2 separate regions of the Mus musculus genome follow, and region 2 is linked to region 1. Evidence: chromatin loops called from intact Hi-C (ENCODE). Cell type or tissue: left cerebral cortex. All regions are shown on one strand. Each heading gives the region's core, and the rest is flanking DNA. Links, peaks and the distances in the headings are about the cores only. Region 1 has its middle 150 kb from the start of Manea. Region 2 overlaps Fhl5 (four and a half LIM domains 5).

Region 1 (9,537 bases), core at 1,137-9,136:
TGCAATTTACTGCAAACTAACAGCCAATATCAAATTAAATGGAGACATATTTGAAGCAATTCCACTAAAATCAGAGGCAAGACAAGGATGCCCACTATCCCCATATCTATTCAATATAGTACTCGAAGTGCTATCTAGAATACTAAGGCAACAAAATGTGATCAAGGGGTTATAAATTGCCAAAGAAGAAATAAAGGTATCACTATTTGCAGATGATATGATAATATACATAAGCGACAGCAAAAATTCTACCAGTGAACTTCTCCAGCTGATAAACAACTTTGGCTGATATTTTATAATTATGCTTAAATTTGTGTTATGAGAAAGACAGGTTACAGTGGGAATTGCTGAACTTCTAGAGCCAGTTGTCTTTCATTTCAAATACTTGATCTAAACCAGTAGTAAGATGTATCACCTTGCTCTCACAATTATCTAAGTTATAAAGGTAACCTAATGATAACCTATGTTATAGGTCAGGGTGAGATTTGGTTAATAATTGAACATGCTGTTGTTGATATGATATCAGTGGGAGTTACAGATTGATCTTTGCTATTAGGCCCTGTATTTAATTTATTTTGATAAAAAGTATCATATTTCTTTGCATAGATATTCCCCTCTCAAATTTAAATAGATAAGTGATAATATTTTACTTTTAAATTAGAAAATAAACATAGATGGATGACAGATGAAAATGTTTACAGAAACTACTGCATATTATTTTGAAGCTTTTATGGTATTTCTATAATTTGATCTTTTTGCCTATAAATTTTGATCAAATATTATTAAAATTAATACATGAATACTAAGGTATCTATCTATCTATCTATCTATCTATCCTCTACCTATCTATCTATTTGTTCGTATTTTACAGTTTGGAGACTGAATCTATGGCCTTGCAAATGATAACCAAATTCTGGGTTACTGGATAGTGTCTCTAAACAACAGATATTTATATGAACTTAACTAAGAAGTACTAAGCACTTTTAACATCACTCATTCTTTATGCAGTTTTATTTCTATCTCTTCTATGGAGAACTCACAAGATTCAAGTTTGTCATTTGTACCAATAAAGTATTGTGGGTTTAATACAGTTTCACAGTCTACAGTTTTTAATAAACATATGTCTTTCTGATTATAGACATTATTTTTTATCATTTTACATGGAAACTACCAATACTTCTATTTGTAGTAGGAACTCAAGATATTTATATAGAATGAATAAATTGATTTAGTGTATTTATAGGGAGTGTTAAATAGAATAAGCTTCATGTGTCAGTGTATATAACTAATATGCAATAAAAAAATTGTTCCTTATGTCTGGGAGCATGGTTCAGGGTTTACAAGGACACACTATTTTTACAGGTGACATATTTTGCATTTCAGTAGTCATGCCATGGATAGTAACAAACTGTAACTGCAGCTCCAGGGAATCCGATACTTTGTTCTGACCACCCTGGAAGCACATACATATATGACATATACCCACACGCAATATGCATACAAATATGTGCATATGCATATACAAATATGTGTTTATAACTAAGTAAAAATAGAATATTCAAAAATGTCTTATTCCTTAAATAGTTTCCACATGGAATTTCCTAATTTATATGTTTTTTCTTTGATGTAAATTTTAAAAATATATTTGAATGCATACAAGAATAATGTCAATAAATGTTATGTATGGATCTTGTTTAACCATTCCTAATAATAGGCCTAAATTTGGATTTGAAAGTATTATTTAGTTAGGGAATTTAACTATATTATAACTAAGCAGAAAATATATACTGTAAAAGACAGACACTATTGTGGATGCCAAGAAGTGCATGCTGACAAGAGCTATATAGCTATCTCCCGAGTGGCCCTGCCAGCGTCTAACAAATACAGTGGTGGATACACACAGCCAACCATTGGACTGAACACATGATCCCCAATAGAGGAGTTAGAGAAATAAATGAAGGAGTTGAAGCAGTTTGCAACCCTATAAGAAGAACAATATCAACCATCCAGAAACCCCAGAGCTCCCAGGGACTAAGCCATCAACCATGGAGTACACATAGCTCCAGCTGCATATGTAGCAGATGATGACCTTGTCAGGCATCAATGGGAGGAGAGGTCCTTGGTCCTATGAAGGCTCGATAGATGCCCCATTTTAGAATGAAGCTTTTGGTCAAGGAACATCTCTGTGTGGATGTCAGTAACCTTGAACTCTTCTTCCTCTTGCCTCAGTCTCAAAAGTTCTTGGCTAATAAGTATATGCATCATGTCTGACTTGTATTGAAACTTTTGTGACTTATGCTGAAATTTTTGACACTGCAGTCATATTTTAGAATGCAAAATTTCCAGGAGAGACCAATTACTAATTAAAGTTATTCCTTCCCTGCCACACAGCCACTGAGTTGATTGTGTTCCAAACAAACAAACCAACAAACCACATTGCTCTTGTAGGTGAGCATTGCATTCTAGTATTCATGCCACATTCAAGAATCATCTCTTCTCTTGTTCCTTCTTGTTAGACATGGAATATATCCTCAATGTCCCTAGCCCTGTCATTCCATATCATCTGCTTGCTTGCTTTTGTGGTCAACTTGAAATCTCTAAAGTCTTTCTAAAGAGTCTCCTCATTAAGTGCTTGTCACACTGTTTTTCTAATGTGAGTTCCCACTCTTTCTTATCAGACTCATACTGGATAACTTCTGCAATAAAACCCTGGCTCATTCTTTCAAAACATGTAGCATCATTACGTGATTATATTTTGCTTTTTCTTTTAGCATATAATGAGCACAGCAGTGCTGAGCACAGAGAGTTGATTAATTAATTCCTTATTAACTACCGAAACTTGAGGCTTTTAATTTAATTAATATCTTGGAATAATATGTGACTGTATTTAGAGTTTTATAGTTGTGGTATTTAATGAAAAAGGATGGATCTTTTAAAGAGAAAGTTCTTCAAAAGACATGTAATAGATCGCCATGACATTTCGTAATTCTTAGTTTCTAGAAATATTCTAAGTCATGCTAGATTCTTTCTATAAAGGAATGGTGCAGTTTTTCTAAATTATCACAAATGACATTATGGATAGTTATTGATTTTAGTAGGTATTTCCTTTTACCCTAGATTCTGAGAGACTCTAATAAAAATATGTGTTGGGGGACTTGTTAAAATAGAAAAATTCTGGAGTGCATGCAATGTAAATTCTACTTTCCTCAGGAAGCTGTCCTGACCCTGGGGTGATCAGCATTCCATCAGTCCTTCAGTTCAACTCGCTTTGCTGTCTGTTGAACGGAGCTATTCTTTGCTCACCTTGGGAGCGTGTTCTACCTGTATTCATGCATGCAGGAGAACTGTAGCATCAGATAGAGCAGAATAAATGGAATCCATGCAAAACAAATTCATTCAGTTCACCTAGTACAGAAATTATCTCATATTTCTATTACACAGAAATTATCTCCTCTCGACATGTGCTTTATGATGAGTCTTAAGGAACAGAGTAAGAATGCAGACTTCAGGTCTCTGAATCAGTACTCTTTGAATCACATCTTGATATTGTACTAAGAGCACACATAATTGTCCTAATAACATGGTTCTTTTAAAAAAAAGTACATATTTGTATGTTTTAGGCAGCCGGTAAATCAGACTGATAGATGATTCCTTAAAAAGAAAAGACATTACATTTAAAAGAAACCATTTAAAAGTGTGCAGCAGGCACCTTAATCCATGGAAGCTAAGGATGACACTTCTATGATTGAACCTGATAATTTCCATGTACTGGACAATATTCCTTCTAGTTTGGTTTGATGCTTGCTAGTCAAATATAAATCAAATGTGGAATAGTAGAAACAAGTGTACATCTCCTGTATTATTGAAGTTACACATGGGAAAGAGTGATTTATGATAGCAGGTTTCAAACTGTAATCTGAATAAAAAATATACAGAATTAAAAACACTTGGACTTGGAATGTTTGTCATAATAATCTCCTCATGAATACTGATATTAGCCAATTTTGTGTAAATTTCTCCATAAAACAATTATAATAATGACAGTAATGGTGATCATTACCATGGCATTTATAAGATATTAAAACATAATAAAGTATAGCAAAAGAGACAATGTTTATTACTTATTTTTTATTAAAATAAAATCAGAGACACTGAAACTTATAGAGGAGAAAGTAGGGAAAAGCCTTGAAGATATGGGCACAGGGGAAAAATTCCTGAACAGAACAGCAATGGCTTGTGCTCTAAGATCTAGAATCAACAAATGGGACCTCATAAAATTGCAAAGTTTCTGTAGGGCAAAAGACACTGTCAATAAGACAAAAAGGCCACCACCAGATTGGGAAAGGATCTTTACCAATCCTAAATCCAAAAGGGGACTAATATCCAATATATATAAATAAATCAAGAAGCTAGACTCGAGAAAATCAAATAACCCTATTAAAAAGAAGGGTATAAAGCTAAACAAAGAATTCTCAACTGAGGAATACCGAATGGCTGAGAAGCACTGGAAAAAATGTTCAACATCCTTAATCACCAGGGAACTGCAAATTAAAACAAGATTCCACCTCACACAAGTCAGAATGGTGACAGCAGATGCAGGTGAGGATGTGGAGAAAGAGGCACACTCCACCATTGTTGGTGGGATTGCAAGCTGGTACAACTCTGGAAATCAGTCTCATGGTTCCTCAGAAAATTGGACATAGTACTACCAAAAGATCCAGCAATACTTCTCCTAGGCATATACCCAGGAGATGTTCCAACTGGTAAGAAGGACACATGCTCCACTATGTTCATAGCAGCCTTATTTATAATAGCCAGAAGCTGGAAAGAACCCAGATGTCCCTCAACAGAGGAATGGATACAGAAAATGTGGTACATTTACACAATGGAGTAGTACTCAGCTATTAAAATCAATAAATTTATGAAATTATTAGGCAAATGGATGGATCTGTAGGATATCATCCTGAGTGAGATCCCAGTCACAAAAGACCACACATGATATGCACTCACTGAGAAGCGTATATTAGCCCAGAAACTTAGAATACCCAAGATACAATTTGCAAAACACATGAAACTCAAGAAGAAGGAAGACCAATGTGTGGATACTTCATTTCTCCTTAGAATGGGGCACAAAATACCAATGTAAGGAGTTACAGAGACAAAGTTTTGAGATGAGACAGAAGGAACGATCGTGCAGAGACTACCCTATCTGGGGATCCATACCATAATCAACCACCAAACACAGACACTATTGCATATACCAGCAAGATTTTGCTGATAGGCCCTGATATAGCTGACTCTTGTGAGTGTATGCCAATGCCTGGCAAATACAGAAGTGGAAGCTCACAGTCATCTACTGGATGGAACAAACAGCCCCCAGTGGAAGAGCTAGGGAAAGTACCCAAGGAGCTGAAGGGGTCTGCCACCCTACAGGAGGAACAACAATATGAACTAACCAGTACCCCCTGAGCTCCTGTCTCTAGCTGCATATGTAGCAAAAGATGGACTATTCGGCCATCATTGGGAGGAGGGGCCCTTGGTCTTGCAAAGATTATATGCCCCAATACAGGGAAATACCAGGGCCAGGAAGCAGGAGTGGGTGGGTTGGAGAGCAGGTTGGGGGGAGGGTATAAGGGACTTTTGGGATAGCATTTGAATTGTAAATGAAGAAAAAATCTAATAATAAAACAAAACAAAAACAAAACAAAACAAAACAACAACAACAACAACAAACCCATCCATATCCTCATCAGCATTCCAAGAAAACTGTGGTGAAAGTGTCATTATTTGTTGTGTTTAAAGAATTTTTTTCAGAGTTTGAATTTTAATTTATTGGAGGGTGCTGCCTCACTGTGGAGATATTAAGAACTACAGATGCTTAGTGGGCAATGAATTTTTGTTTATTGTTTTATTTTTAACTTAATGTGTGGGCCTGCATGTTTTTGTATGGGAGTATGTGCATGAGGGTACAACTGCTGGTGGCATTTGACAATTCCAGTCACTGGAGTTTCAGGCAGTTGTAGCTGCTCATTGTAGGGCCTGGCAACTGAGTGCTTGTCCTCCACAGAAGCAGGAACATTCCTTTATTTTTTCTATTTTTTTTTTGTTTTATTACAATTTTTATTAGATATTTTCTTTATTTATATTTTAAATGCTGTCCTGAAAGTTCCTTATACCCTCCCCACTCCCTGTTCTCCTACCCACCCACTCCGACTTCTTGGCTTTGACGTTCCCCTGTACTGGGGCATATAAAGTTTTCAATGCCAAGGGGCCTCTCTTCACACTGATGGCCGACTAGGCCATCTTCTGCTACCTATGCAGCTAGAGATATGAGCTCTGGGGGTACTGCTCAGTTTGTATTGTTGTTCCACCTATAGAATTTGCATACTCCCTCAGCTCCTTGGCTGCTTTCTCTAGCTTCTCCATTGGGGGCCCTGTGTTCCATCCAATATGATTGTGAGCATCCACTTCTGTATTTTCCAGGCACTGGCATAACCTCAGAAGAGACAGCTATGTCAGGGTCCCTTCAGCAAAATATTGCTGGCATATGCAATAGTGTCTGGGTTTGGTGGTTGATTATGGGATGGATCCCCAGGTGGGGTAGTCTCTGGATAGTCCATCCTTTCATCTTAGCTCCAAACTTTGCTCTGTAACTCTTTTCATGGGTATTTTGTTCCCTATTCTAAGGAGGAATGAAGTATCCACATGTTTGTCTTCCCTCTTGTTGATTTACTTGTGTTTTGCAAATTGTATCTTGGGTATTCTAAGTTCCTGGGCTAATATCCACTCATCAGTGAGTGCATATCAATTGAGTTCTTTTGTGATTGGGTTACCTCACTAAGGATGATATCCTCGAGATACATCCATTTGCCCAAGACTTTCATAAATTAATTGTTTTTAATAGTTGAGTAGCACTCCATTGTGTAAATGTACAACTCTTCCACTGGGGGCTGTGTGTTCCATCCAGTAGATGACTGTATCCATTCCTCTGTTGAGGGACATCTGGATTTTTTCCAGCTTCTGGCTATTATAAATAGGGCTCCTGCGAACATGATGGAGCATGTGTCCTTATTAACAGATGGAACATCTTCTGGGTATATATCCAGGAGAGGTATTGCTGGATCTTTTGGTAGTACTATGTCCAATTTTCTGAGGAACAATGGAGGAAACAAGAACATTCTTGATGGCAGACCCAACACCTCAGCCCAGAGAAATGATTTGTTTTTGCAAGAATTTCTTATCAAATTTATACAAGTGTTTTTTCCAATATAATATGAACAAATATTCATCTATGGTGTTAAGAAATGCTTTTGCTTTGTTGTTGTTGTTGTTGTTGCTGTTATTGCTGTTGTTGTTGCTGCTGCTGCTACTGCTGCTGTTGTTGCTGCTGCTTATTTATTTTGAGGCATATCTTTTGAAACCCAGCATGGGATTAAATTTTCTATGTAGCTTTGGATGACCTTGATCTCCTGATCTTCCTGTCATTGATTCCCAAATGACTAGAGGTTTTTGAAGAAATCCTAAATATACACCATGACTAGAGGTTCTTTTGTTGATGTTACAACAGTTGAGTACTATGTTTCAAAAAAAAAAATGTTAAGGTAGCAAAGAGTTTGACTTGTCTCAGAGTTTGTAGCAGCTTGTTCTAGAATAATTGATCACACTGAGAACCCTGAGATAGTTTTAGTTACTGACAAAAGCTGTTTCTATTTGTGGTATGGCTCAGCCTTAGCAGACCCCTTTGATTTCCCCTGGCTTGAATACCAACATACCCTTAGTACAAATTCCAAAGAGTGAAGGTAGAGTTAGTTTGTAGAACAAAGCATCCATATTTGAAAGCGATGTCTAATTGGGTGGCAGACAAAGTGACAAATCAGAGAAAGATCGGACAGATTAGGCTATGCCCAACTCTCGCAAGAAGAGACAAGAAAGGGAAGCTTAAGAGGGAGCAGTGCAAAGAAAGAGCAGAGAGCGCAGCTACTTAAGGCAGCAGCAAGGGAGAAGGCAGCTTTACTGGGAGAGCTTGGCAGAGACCTGTTGAAGAGAGAACAATCCAGACACAGGTTAAGATAGAATGAGCCCGTGAATGACAAGGAACCAGACTATTAGATCAGATTGTCATAGTTAGTGTGAAGCTATGCAGTGCAATTCAGTAAGAAACTGAATTGACTGACTGTGGAGCCTGGAGAGTTTGAGCCAGAAGAGCTGAGTTGAATCTGCTAGGCAGAGATCAGAAAGAACTGTGAACGGGTGAGCTTACGTAGCAGTAAGTCTCAGAGACTCAAATCAGTCTAGGTCTATATTGGATTGTGTGGAGGCTAGACACTTCCAGGACTAGGGGGTAGGTTAGCAGACGGAGGCAGTAAGCCTCAGAGGGAACAATTAAAACAGGCAAATAAAAGTCACTTTTATACATTGTCTTATCGGGGAGAGATTCTTAGCTGTCTTTACTGCTTGTATCTTCTTAGAAAGGGAGAAGTGAGTCTGTTTCAGAGATTTCCTGATTTTAATTGTTATTCATTCTTGAGCTTAATGAGTTTCTTTTTTTCTTTTTCCTCCTCTTAGAAGAACCTGTCCTTTCTACTCTGTGTAGTGATCCTGTGTCTTCAGGAGCTTCTCTCCCTGATAGAAAGTTTTCTTTCTGATGTTCTTTATATCTTATTACAGGGTGGTATCTAAAGAAAGTAGTGGCAAACGTTCTTTGCTTTGACTATAAGTGAAAAAAATGAACAGGGATAAAGTTGCTTTCGATACAGTTAAACATAACTGAAACTCTAAGAGAAACAGATTGCTGTTTTAAGTAACTTTTAAAGGAATCTGAACTAATTTTGCTTTAACATCCTCACATGAGGAATGGTGGACCTATTACCCATGGAAACAGCACTCTGTAGCATGAGCCTTTCCTTAGCGACAGGTTAAAAATGAAATCCCATTTTCCTGTCCTCCTAGGCAGTCTGTCCTCTACTGTGTAATATTATCTGATGAACTTACAATCTAAAATCAAAAAAGTGAAAGAATGGGGAAGTTAATAAAATTTACAGCTATAAATAAGAGTTGTTGAAACAAGATGGATGAATAATTAATTGCCAAGTACATGATTAAAAGCCACAATTCTATATATACCATTGTAACTATCAAAGGCAAAGTGACTTGGCAATTTACTGAAATGTATTCCTGTAATCTCAGGAGAATTGTGATAATAGTATAAATAAAGTAAGAGGCATCTATACAAAACAGAAAAGCCTCTAGTATTCACCCTTTACTTAATCTCCTGCTGTTTTAGGATGAGGTACTAACTGCAGTTTCTGGCCAAAGAGGAACAAAGAAGGCAGGTCAGGTACAGTAGCAGGTGACTTAGACTTAGATAAGTAAACTTTTTATTATACAGCAACCCTAAATACCTTATAAGACAACGTCTTACCCTCTGCAGATGCTCCCCCCGCCCCCGCCTCTGCTGCCTCAAGAAGAATGGATAAGAAAGAAGAAACCCCCACTGTGGCTGACCCTTGGCATAGCTTCATCTCTAGCTCTCAAGAA
Region 2 (9,537 bases), core at 759-8,758, 1.3 Mb before region 1:
AATAAAAATTGATGGACAGTGATGGAGGCAGGGCTAGGCTTGCTTCTAGAGCTAGCTGTGCAACACTTGTTGGTCTTGTCTTTGCTGCTCTTGGCTTCTCTGAGAGACACCGCTGAGAACTTTTCCTGGTGCTCTTCCCTGGTCTCTCCTGCTGACTTATGCTAAGGCTGAGGCCTGGCTGTCTCTGCTAGGTCATATCACCACTGTTGCTAACCTGACTCTGCTAATCTAGACTGCTGGTATATCTGTAAAGTATTTTGCAAATGAATCTAGATGCTGTTGCTGACCTGTAAATTAAATTATAGATTTCTGGACAACACAGATGGGAGTTACTTCAAAGAACAATTTCTAAACAGGTCCATTTCCCCAGATCCTTTCTTTTCTACTACCTCTGGAGGGAAAAGAGGGGCTAAAGCGTTTAAGAACCATTGTTTAAAATTGACTTAAAAATCAAAGCTACAAGTATTATTCTTTTCACACACTACATTAGATTTTCCTTTCTGAATAAGATAGGAGTAGCTTGTAATGACACTGTGTCACTGGGTGAATGTCTGTTGAGCTCACCAATATTATTTGGCCAAACAACCTTTTATAGACATCTAACCAATAAGTTCGTGGCCATTGCTGGGAAAATTTGTTAGCAAAATACTCTTATTTCCTCTGATGTGGAGTATAGTTCTATCAGAGTATGCTGTTTATTTTCCCAACCGTAGATGTATCCCATCCTGTGGCTAAAAAACACACAATCTTTGTTCTTTCTTTAATACACTTAAACTCTGAGCCTGTTCCTTTTGTGTTTCTTTGATTTTCCCATTCTGATTTCCAATTTTAGAATTAATAACCTCCCTACCTCCATTATTCCCGAGTATACCTGACCCTACAGCTAGTCAATCAGGTAAAGTCAGACTTGTTCTAATTCTAATAAAGAATGTCTCTATTTCTGGATGCACTTTGGGGCCATCTAAGGATGCACATGAGTGACCAGTTGAGGAAGTGTATTTCTATGCTCTCTTAAAAGTGGGGATTAGACAAAGTTTCATACAGTTTTGTGTTATCCATATAACATTGCTTTTAATATAATAAATAAGATCTTGAAACACTAAGAGTCTTAACTATTCTTCCCACTGAGAAGAAATTTGAACCATTTGTATGGCTCAAATGAAGATTCTCATTTCTTCTCCCATGGAATCGTTCTGTTATGTTGATAATATATAATTTATATAAAGTTCAGATTTAGTAATTTCTGAGTTCTGAGTTTACACCTGCTCTTGAAGTATACTGTCTCAAGTCCTGATAGGGATCGTGTGAAAGACTCAGTGTTTTGAGACGGTGCTTTCCTCATTTGAAACAGGTCTTGCTGTGTTCTCAGGTGAACTTCATTGTGTGGGTACATGCGTGTGTGCATGCTCATGAAAATGTCTGCAGAGCTTAGAGACTCTGGATCCCCTTGGAGCTGGATAAGCTGATGAGCAACTGGACCAGTATGAGGCACCCGGACTGTGGGGTCCTCTCCAACAGTAGTATGTGCTTTTAACTGCTGAGCCGTCAGCAGCCCCCAGACATTTCTTGATGGTGAGGCTATATGACATGTTCCTAGTTTAATGACAACTGGTAGTTTAATGAGAACTAAAGGTTTAATGTTCCTTCAGGGAAATGTTCAGGATGAAGGGAATATCTAGTGATAGATTGACTCTAATAGAAGAAACAATACTTGAAGACACAAGGTCATTAATTTTAACTTTCATGTGTACATATAAATAACATGACTTCTCAAAAGTCATTAAAAATAATAATAGCAACCTTTATTTTTCCAAATATTTATTTGGTTCAAACATTTTAAAAAAATATTGCCTAAAGTAATTACAGAATGAAACAGTGTGGATTTGGGAAAGCTTTGTGGATACAAAAGCCTTAATTTCAATAAAATAAACAAGAGCTTAAAACTACCAAGAGTTTTAACAATTCCTCTAACTCAGACAAAAATAAGTGGAATATAGTAAAAATAGTCTGAGTTATGGTGGGAATATCTTTCTAAAGTGAGCTATTTTCCTGATCTCAGAGATAGTACTTAGAAATAAAAAATACTTAATTTATTTAAATCTGACCACTATAAAAATGTCAGGACAAAGGTTATTTACTACTAATAAAGGCATTCTGTTTGGATCAATATTTAGTTAAGGTATTTTCCTATTAGTGGCTTGAGATGATTCCCAAGTGTAGTAATTTATCTATTATAAAAATGATAAGGAAGATGCATGAAATAGAAGTAGAAATGGAAAAGAAGTTATTCTTTATCTGTTGTGTTTACAGCACAGATAATGTAAAAAATAAATTTCCAAATCCATTTCAAAAATATCTACCATGTGCAGGATATATTTGTTCACTATAAGAAGCTTCAGAAAAAAACACCATTTGTAAAACAAAAAGCTGTATTGTGGCAGCTACAGATGCAAAACATCTATAAAAGCATTAGAGAATAATTTATATGCTCAGTTAAATATAACCATATCATAGTATAAAGTTCATTTTTAAATTTAACACATGAACTATGTCAGTATGTCAAGTACTTTAAAAAGTATTTTTACTCTTACATTAAAAAGTGATATTGCTAACATCAAAAATGCTTTGAGGCTGATTTTTCATGTTGGCATTTTGTGGTGGTTTTTTAATGAAGGTCTTTTGTGCTCAGAGGCACACATTTTTCACCCTGACTGATCTCTTTTACTGCAGCCTATAATGTGGTCTCGTTCCTAAAATGATCATGACTGAGTTTTGAATCCATGATTATGATATGATCATGTCTCAGTTCCCCACTCGGGCTAATTTGTCTCAGTCAAGGTTTTTCACGCTTTTGTTAATTCAGACTTGAACCCTTGAGAATCCTACCCATTTTACTTGAAGGGCAAAATCCTGTTTTATCAGCGTCATTTCTATCTTGTCACTTTCATATGTATGCTCACCTACGTCATCAAACACACCTCTAGACCCAACTTCCTGTTGCTTGCTCTCTCACTGTTGCAGCCACTAACCCATGCACATGGTGAGCATAGGAAATCCAACTATTCAACTCCTGCCCACTCTACTCTGGTCCTCTGCCCCACAGTATACATGCTGGCATAACTGTCTTTGAACACTGTCCTAACTGCCTTTTTCAGTCCTAACCACGAATGCTGGTGACTTACTGTCCTAACTGCCCTTTTCAGTCCTAACCACGAATGCTGGTAACTTCCATGGCCTGTTCTATACATTTGCACCCTTTGTCCTGTCAGTTAACTTTCTCCTTTCCTCTGACTTTCAGTTGCAGCATTTCTCCATGCACTATAGCAGTGTCTTGGCAGCTGTCAAGCCATCTGGTGAGAGACTTGATTCTGACTATTTCCCTGCCCTTGTAGATGTCCCCCTGCATTGTGGATGACCACTGGTTACTGAGGCAACCTATTCCACTTTTGAATATGTCAGTTAAGAGAACTTTCCTGTTTATAAATCAAATAAATTATCCATGCTTTCCACAGCCATCTTTGTGTGGGTCACTGTGAAGAAGTCTTTCTTCTTTTTTTGCATATGAATGCTGTCTCTACAGGGACACTTTCCTTAAGCATCGGGGAAGGGTTCTTTGCAAGGGACACCTCCAATATTTGAACCTGAATCTGTCCTCCTCCCAACTCAAAGTCCCAGAAACATGACATGTATTTCTGGGCAGCACATATATGCTATATATTTGGTGACTAAGCAATGTTAAAATACATAATTATTTCTATATACTTATGAACTATACTTAAAATATGATAATAATATGTTTATCTAGCAAGTAATTTTATACATTTAATTGTTAAGATAAATATAGAAGATGTGTCCCAGTGGTAGAGTTCTTGCACAGCATGTGTTAGGTCCAGGGTTTGATTTTCATTACCATTAAAAAATTAAATGCAATCTCCACATGCCACAACAAATACCTAATATTTCAAATTGTTTAACCAGAAAACATCATATGCTATGTGTTTATCTATAATTGGCTAATGGAGACAATGCCATATCTTGTACATCAATATAAGTTTTGAAGAACTTAGTTTTCTAAAGAAGTAAATGCAGTATTATTATTTTCTAGATCCCAGAACAGTCAGCATGTTTAGTGCTATCTGTGCAATTTCATTTAATGCAAAAAAAAATACTGATTCGTCTGCGTATTATAATGTTAATATGAGAAAATATCTTGGCCATTGCTAATTCAAGTAAGGATAATTGTGTCTTTCAAATTTTATGTGTGGCCTGGCATTCTATTAGTTTCTTGGAGTCTTTAACATTTTTTGAACATCCCTCATATCTTACACTACTTTAACCGATGCAATAGCCATTGTAATTTTCACCAATGTCATAGGCTTTTGTTCTACTAGACTTAGAATCTTAACGTTTAAAGCTTTTGCACTCAACATATTGAGTCTGAAGCTCAACATATTGCTACATCTGGGAGAGTTTTTCTCCTGAACTTTCTACACATGAGCTCTTGTAACCAAGCATGATGATAGAACCCTTAGAGAAGAAACTGATTTCTGGTTGTCCTAGGCTAGAGAGGGCTGTGATCAATTGGTGTTTGAAACAAAGGTTGTTTGTATGATGGCAGAATCCCCACTAAATATCCTGTGTGATAGAATAAATGTTGATTTGTGGGCTGGTTTTGAGTGTTTGGAAGTCCTGGGCATGCAGCAGACCAGAGCCCTGGGGTTGTTGGCTTTGGGGCAGGTGGGAGGTGCAAGCATCACCTGGGGAGACTGGAACGATGGAGATCTTGCACTGTGCTTATTTGCAGGTCCTGAATAACCAGCAGTGAATTATTATTTTTAAATTATTACTTTTACTAGCTTTCTTTAAATACCATTTTTACATTTGACCATTAATCATCTATGTAATTTTTGAAGGCAAAATGTGTGAAGTTTAGAAATAATCATACATTCTATTATGCCTTAGATGTCTGGATGAAATCCGTGTTCTAACATTGAGCTGATTCCCTAACATTAATTTTTATAAGTGAAAATTTAATCATCTATTTACTCTCAAGTTTTGCTTTTGGGGAGAACAATTATTTTGGTTAGATTTACTTAGAATCTGTAAGCATTTAGAAAAGCCATTGTGGGCCTGGAAAATACAATTAATATAAAATGTGTCAAAATCCATGCTTGACTTTCCCTAGGTAGAGATGATGCCCTTTGTACTTAACTATAAAGGTACTATAATTGTCTAATTCTATTGACTAAGGGGCCACTGGTGGTGGATAATGTATATATGAGGAAAATCCACATTTTTTTCAACTCTCATTCAGTTCTTGTGAACAAAGAATGATTCTAAGTCATTCTGAAAGAAAGATCCTAAAATGTGATGATTGCTAATTGATTTTCCCATAAATCTAGTTCTCCTGCCATTCATATTCAATCTCATGTTAGATATAACCAACCAGCTAACAATGCAAACATTTGTCTCTCGTGTACTTCTCAGTTGGATCTTGTTATTTTCCTTCTGAAGTTTGAAAACATGTCCGTCAGCAGGAATATTCATAATCACTAAGTATAGGAAATATGCTTTAAAAAAGTATAATCCTCATTCAAACAGTAGAGTGCAGTATTTTGCAAGGAGATATAGGTTTGAGGCTTAGTACTTCATTTCCATTGGACTGTGGTTTTTGTGTGTTTCTTATTATAGAGTTCAATTATAAAGCGTGCTAAACCTCTTATGCTATGTACCCCACACTAAACTACTTTCTAAAATACAAATAAAAAAAATTAGTGCCACTAAGTTCCAGATTTAGTGAGAGCAAGGGCAAAGCAGATTTCAGATGGTGAAAGACTTGTCTCTTTCTAAGCGTCAGTGTCTGCCCCGGAGCCACACTTGCGGCATAAGATTTCCATGTTATGGGTCAAGAATCCTTCACCCACCAAGGAGACCGAGCACTTTCCGCAGTTGAAGCACTCACTGTGCCACTGGCGGTCTTGAAAGCAGATGAACTTGGCACCTCTGAGGCCTGTAAAGGAATTGGAGATAAAGAGTAACTCATTCTTTCAATAACCAAATTGGGAAGTTGGCAAAACCTCTAGAAACTACTGCATAGAGAGAGCCAGACAATGTAGACCCGAGTAACTCCACAGGGTGTGGCTCTCTGGCCTCATGCTCAACAGAGCATTTCAGCCACACAAGATTCCTAACTCAGTTCTGCTGTAATCTAAGCAGGTAAAATGATCTGGCTGTGTGCTTTTAAATGATTCTTTTGGGGAAGAGGCAAATAAAAACTGTGCCTGATAGTTAGGAAGTTACAGCACAGCGGGAATGTGGAAGCCCACAGAACCCAAACAGAAATGTATTTTGTCCCCCTCTTCATGTGATCAAGTTTTCTTCACTGCCAATAGAAAATACAATGAAAGGAATGTATACTTCTGTTATTTTTTTAGTGACTTTCCTTCTCATTTTTCCATGCTAACTTTACTTGGAACAAGTCCTATTTTGGGAGGATTGAGGCGCAGAGAATGTCTTCCAGACTATCCTAGAGCTATTCTATAGTAACAGTTATAGTACTTTGTCCTGCGACAGCTTTGGCTCGGAATGTAAATGTGAGTGGAGGAGTCTCCTCACTCTAGATACCTGGTCACTTTATTCAGAGATGAGTTCCAAAATGGCCTTCAACCTCCATCACAACTTTGACTTTGCTTAAGCTAAATTAGTTTTTAAAGCACTCACTGAAACACCGACCCGTCTGTCTAATATAATCTTAACTTACATCTCAACAAACTCATGTCAAGTAGTTGTAGGGAGAAAGGAAAGTTCTAGAAGTTGGGAAGTGATTGGAATGTTACAGGTTGGATATTTATTTCCTTTGACAATTCTCTCCAAGTAATGTTCACATCATGGGTTTCTGGTGACTTGCTTATGACTTATGGAGTGACAAAAATGTTTCCTTTGCTGATTCACATGCATTAGCTAATTCTCTTATGATATGATGAAGCACAAGTGCGAATATTAATCTACTTCATGTAAGTTCTCTGAAAATGATAATGGAGTTTTTTTTAACCTTTTCATATAAAAATGTTTGTATTTGTGTCTGCGTGTTTGTACACATGTGTGTACAGGTGTCTGAGGATGCCAGACAAAGGTGTAGGATCTATTGGAGCTGCATTCATAGGTGGTGGTGAACTAATAACATGGATGCTAGGACTTGAACTCTGGTCTTTGTGATTAAGCAGCGAGTGCTCTTAACCACTGAGCCATCTCTATATCTTTACACAGAGGTTAGTTCATAAAGAAATTAAGATCCTGTTAAGTTTCAAACCTGGGACAAATGGTCGAGGTGCTTACTTATATCAAAGGGGCCCTGGCTCCCAGATTTTCCCAGCATCCCTCAGTCCTTATCTATATAGGGTATGGCTGGCATACCTGGCCCCCATCCTAAACTTTCTACCACAGGTGCTGGGCTGGCCTTTCCCCAGGGGCTCTTCCCTATATAATTCAGGCATTTTGGTTTCTTGCTCCTTTTGTACCTTTGGCCTCCTGGCTGCTGTATTTGGATCCTCTCTGTCCCCTCCTCCTTTCTCCTCACATGGCCCATGACCATTTAGGACTCTCCATGATGTGTCTGTCTCTGGCTATGCTCTCCCTTTCATCTACAATATACTTTTCTCCTCCACCATACTCTTTTCCTTTTGTTTTTATTTTTTTCACTCAGATATGATTTTCTTTTCTTTATTAAACATGTATCTTATTTATCTGTGATAGTCCTATCATTATCTTACAATAAGAGTAAACTAGTAGTATACTATACTGACTAGTTTTTCTATCAACTTGACACAAGTTAGAGTAGTCAGAGAGGAGAGAGCCTCAACTGAGAAAATGCCTCCATAAGATCTAGCTGTTGGAAAGCCTCTAGGGAATTTTCTTAATTAGTAATTGGGGGCAGCATTCCTGGGCTGGTCTTTCTGGGTTCTATTAAAAAAAATTAGGCTAAGCAAGCAATGGGGAGCAAGCCAGTAAGCAGCATCCCTCTGAGGACTTTGCATCAGCTCCTGCCTCCAGGGTTCCTGCCATCTGAGTTCCTGTCCTGACTTCCTTCAGTGATGAATGACGATATGGAAGTTTTCACTGATGGATATGGAAGTAATATAGAAGTATAAGCCTTCCTTCCCATTTGCTTTTGCTTTCATTTCCTCCAACTTGCTGTTTTGGCCATGGTGTTTTATCACAGCAATAGAAACCCTAACTAAGATGTATGCCAATTAATTAAAGCTTTCATAAGTTAACTGTAAGAGTAAGGTTCTGTGGATACATAAATAATCTCTCTCAAAGAACTAATTATTGAATGTGTAGGACATTGAAACTTCTGAGTTATTCTCAATTATATTGTCAAACCATGTTCAAGTGACAAATGTAAAAGTAGCCATAAACTTTTACAAGGAAGAAAAATTGAGACATCTAGCAGTAGGATTCTAAGGCATAGTTCAACCCTTGAGGATTTTGCAAATTGTTTCAAATTTGGTTGTGTTTACTTCTTTAGGTCACCAGGGTCATTTGCAGTAACTCTTTTTAGCAATCATACCTGCTGCTGGATGTGGCAGTGCCCATCTTTAATCCTAGGATTTGGCGGGCAGAGGCAGGCAGATCTATGGGAGTCTAGCAGCCTAGTCTACATATTGAGTAGTATATATCTGAGTATCTGTGGGTAGCCAGAGCTACATATTGAGACCCCATCTCAAAAAAAGAAAGAAAGAAAGAAAGAAAGAAAGAAAGAAAGAAAGAAAGAAAGAAAGAAAGAAAGAAAGGAAGGAAGGAAGGAAGGAAGGAAGGAAGGAAGGAAGGAAGGAAGGAAGAAAGAAAGAAAGGGAACAAGAAATTGTTGACACCTATTTCAACTGGCTTCCTTTGCACCTGATAAGCCAATAAAATATAAGATAGCATTTGTCGAGTTCTGGAGTTTGTCACTCTCCAGCCTAAGTCCCAACACGTGTATAGAGCCCTTGTTTAACCTTCATAGAGTAAATACGAGCATCACATTCAATTTGTAGGTAAATACTAAGGAACAGAAAAGTGCAGCCAGTCACTTAAGCTGGGAAGATCTGTCTCTGGTTCTGCAGTCTGGCTTTGCAGCCTATGATACTAACTTCACTAAGCTAACGTTATCTTTGTGTAAGCATAACTGAGCACATTAGTGCTTCTTTCTGTAGAAACTTAGTGCTTGAAACTCTGTTTTCGGCTGGAGAGACGGCTCAGTGGTAAAGAGCACTGACTGCACTTCTAGAGGTCCTGAGTTCAATTCCCAGCAACCGCATGGTGGCTGACAACCATCTGTAATGGGATCGGATGCCCTCTTCTGGTGTGTCTGAAGACAGCAGCGGTGTACTCACATACATTAAATAAATAAATAAATAAATAAATAAATAAATAAATAAATAAGAAGCTCTATTTTCTCTAAATTAAAAGAATGGGAGAGAAGGTATTATGTGGTTCTTTTCTGGCTCACTGTGTAGTGATGGTGAGTGTGGGTCTCCAGGGGAAGCTATTTACCAA

The links. A loop is a pair of places that touch in the nucleus more often than their neighbours do. Peaks named below come from ENCODE experiments on the same cell type or tissue, not always from the same donor. Only the 100,000 strongest peaks of a DNase experiment are listed, where the experiment ranks them.
Region 2: it touches region 1 in a loop (5-fold over the local background); 2 of 42 quality-filtered maps call a loop at or near these places.

What each region holds. Positions count from the first base shown.
Region 1 is chr4:26,488,615-26,498,151 of GRCm38, forward strand. No RefSeq gene overlaps it. Among named protein-coding and RNA genes, the nearest start is that of Manea, 150 kb to the left of the region's middle. In left cerebral cortex, for the core only: a CTCF peak has its summit at 5,859; no DNase peak of the experiment used is centred there.
Region 2 is chr4:25,194,132-25,203,668 of GRCm38, forward strand. It overlaps Fhl5 (four and a half LIM domains 5), which reads right to left. Exons shown (of 7, transcript NM_001379528.1): 7 at 5,776-6,010. The coding sequence ends at 5,847. Among named protein-coding and RNA genes, the nearest start is that of Fhl5, 44 kb to the right of the region's middle. In left cerebral cortex, for the core only: a CTCF peak has its summit at 5,601; no DNase peak of the experiment used is centred there.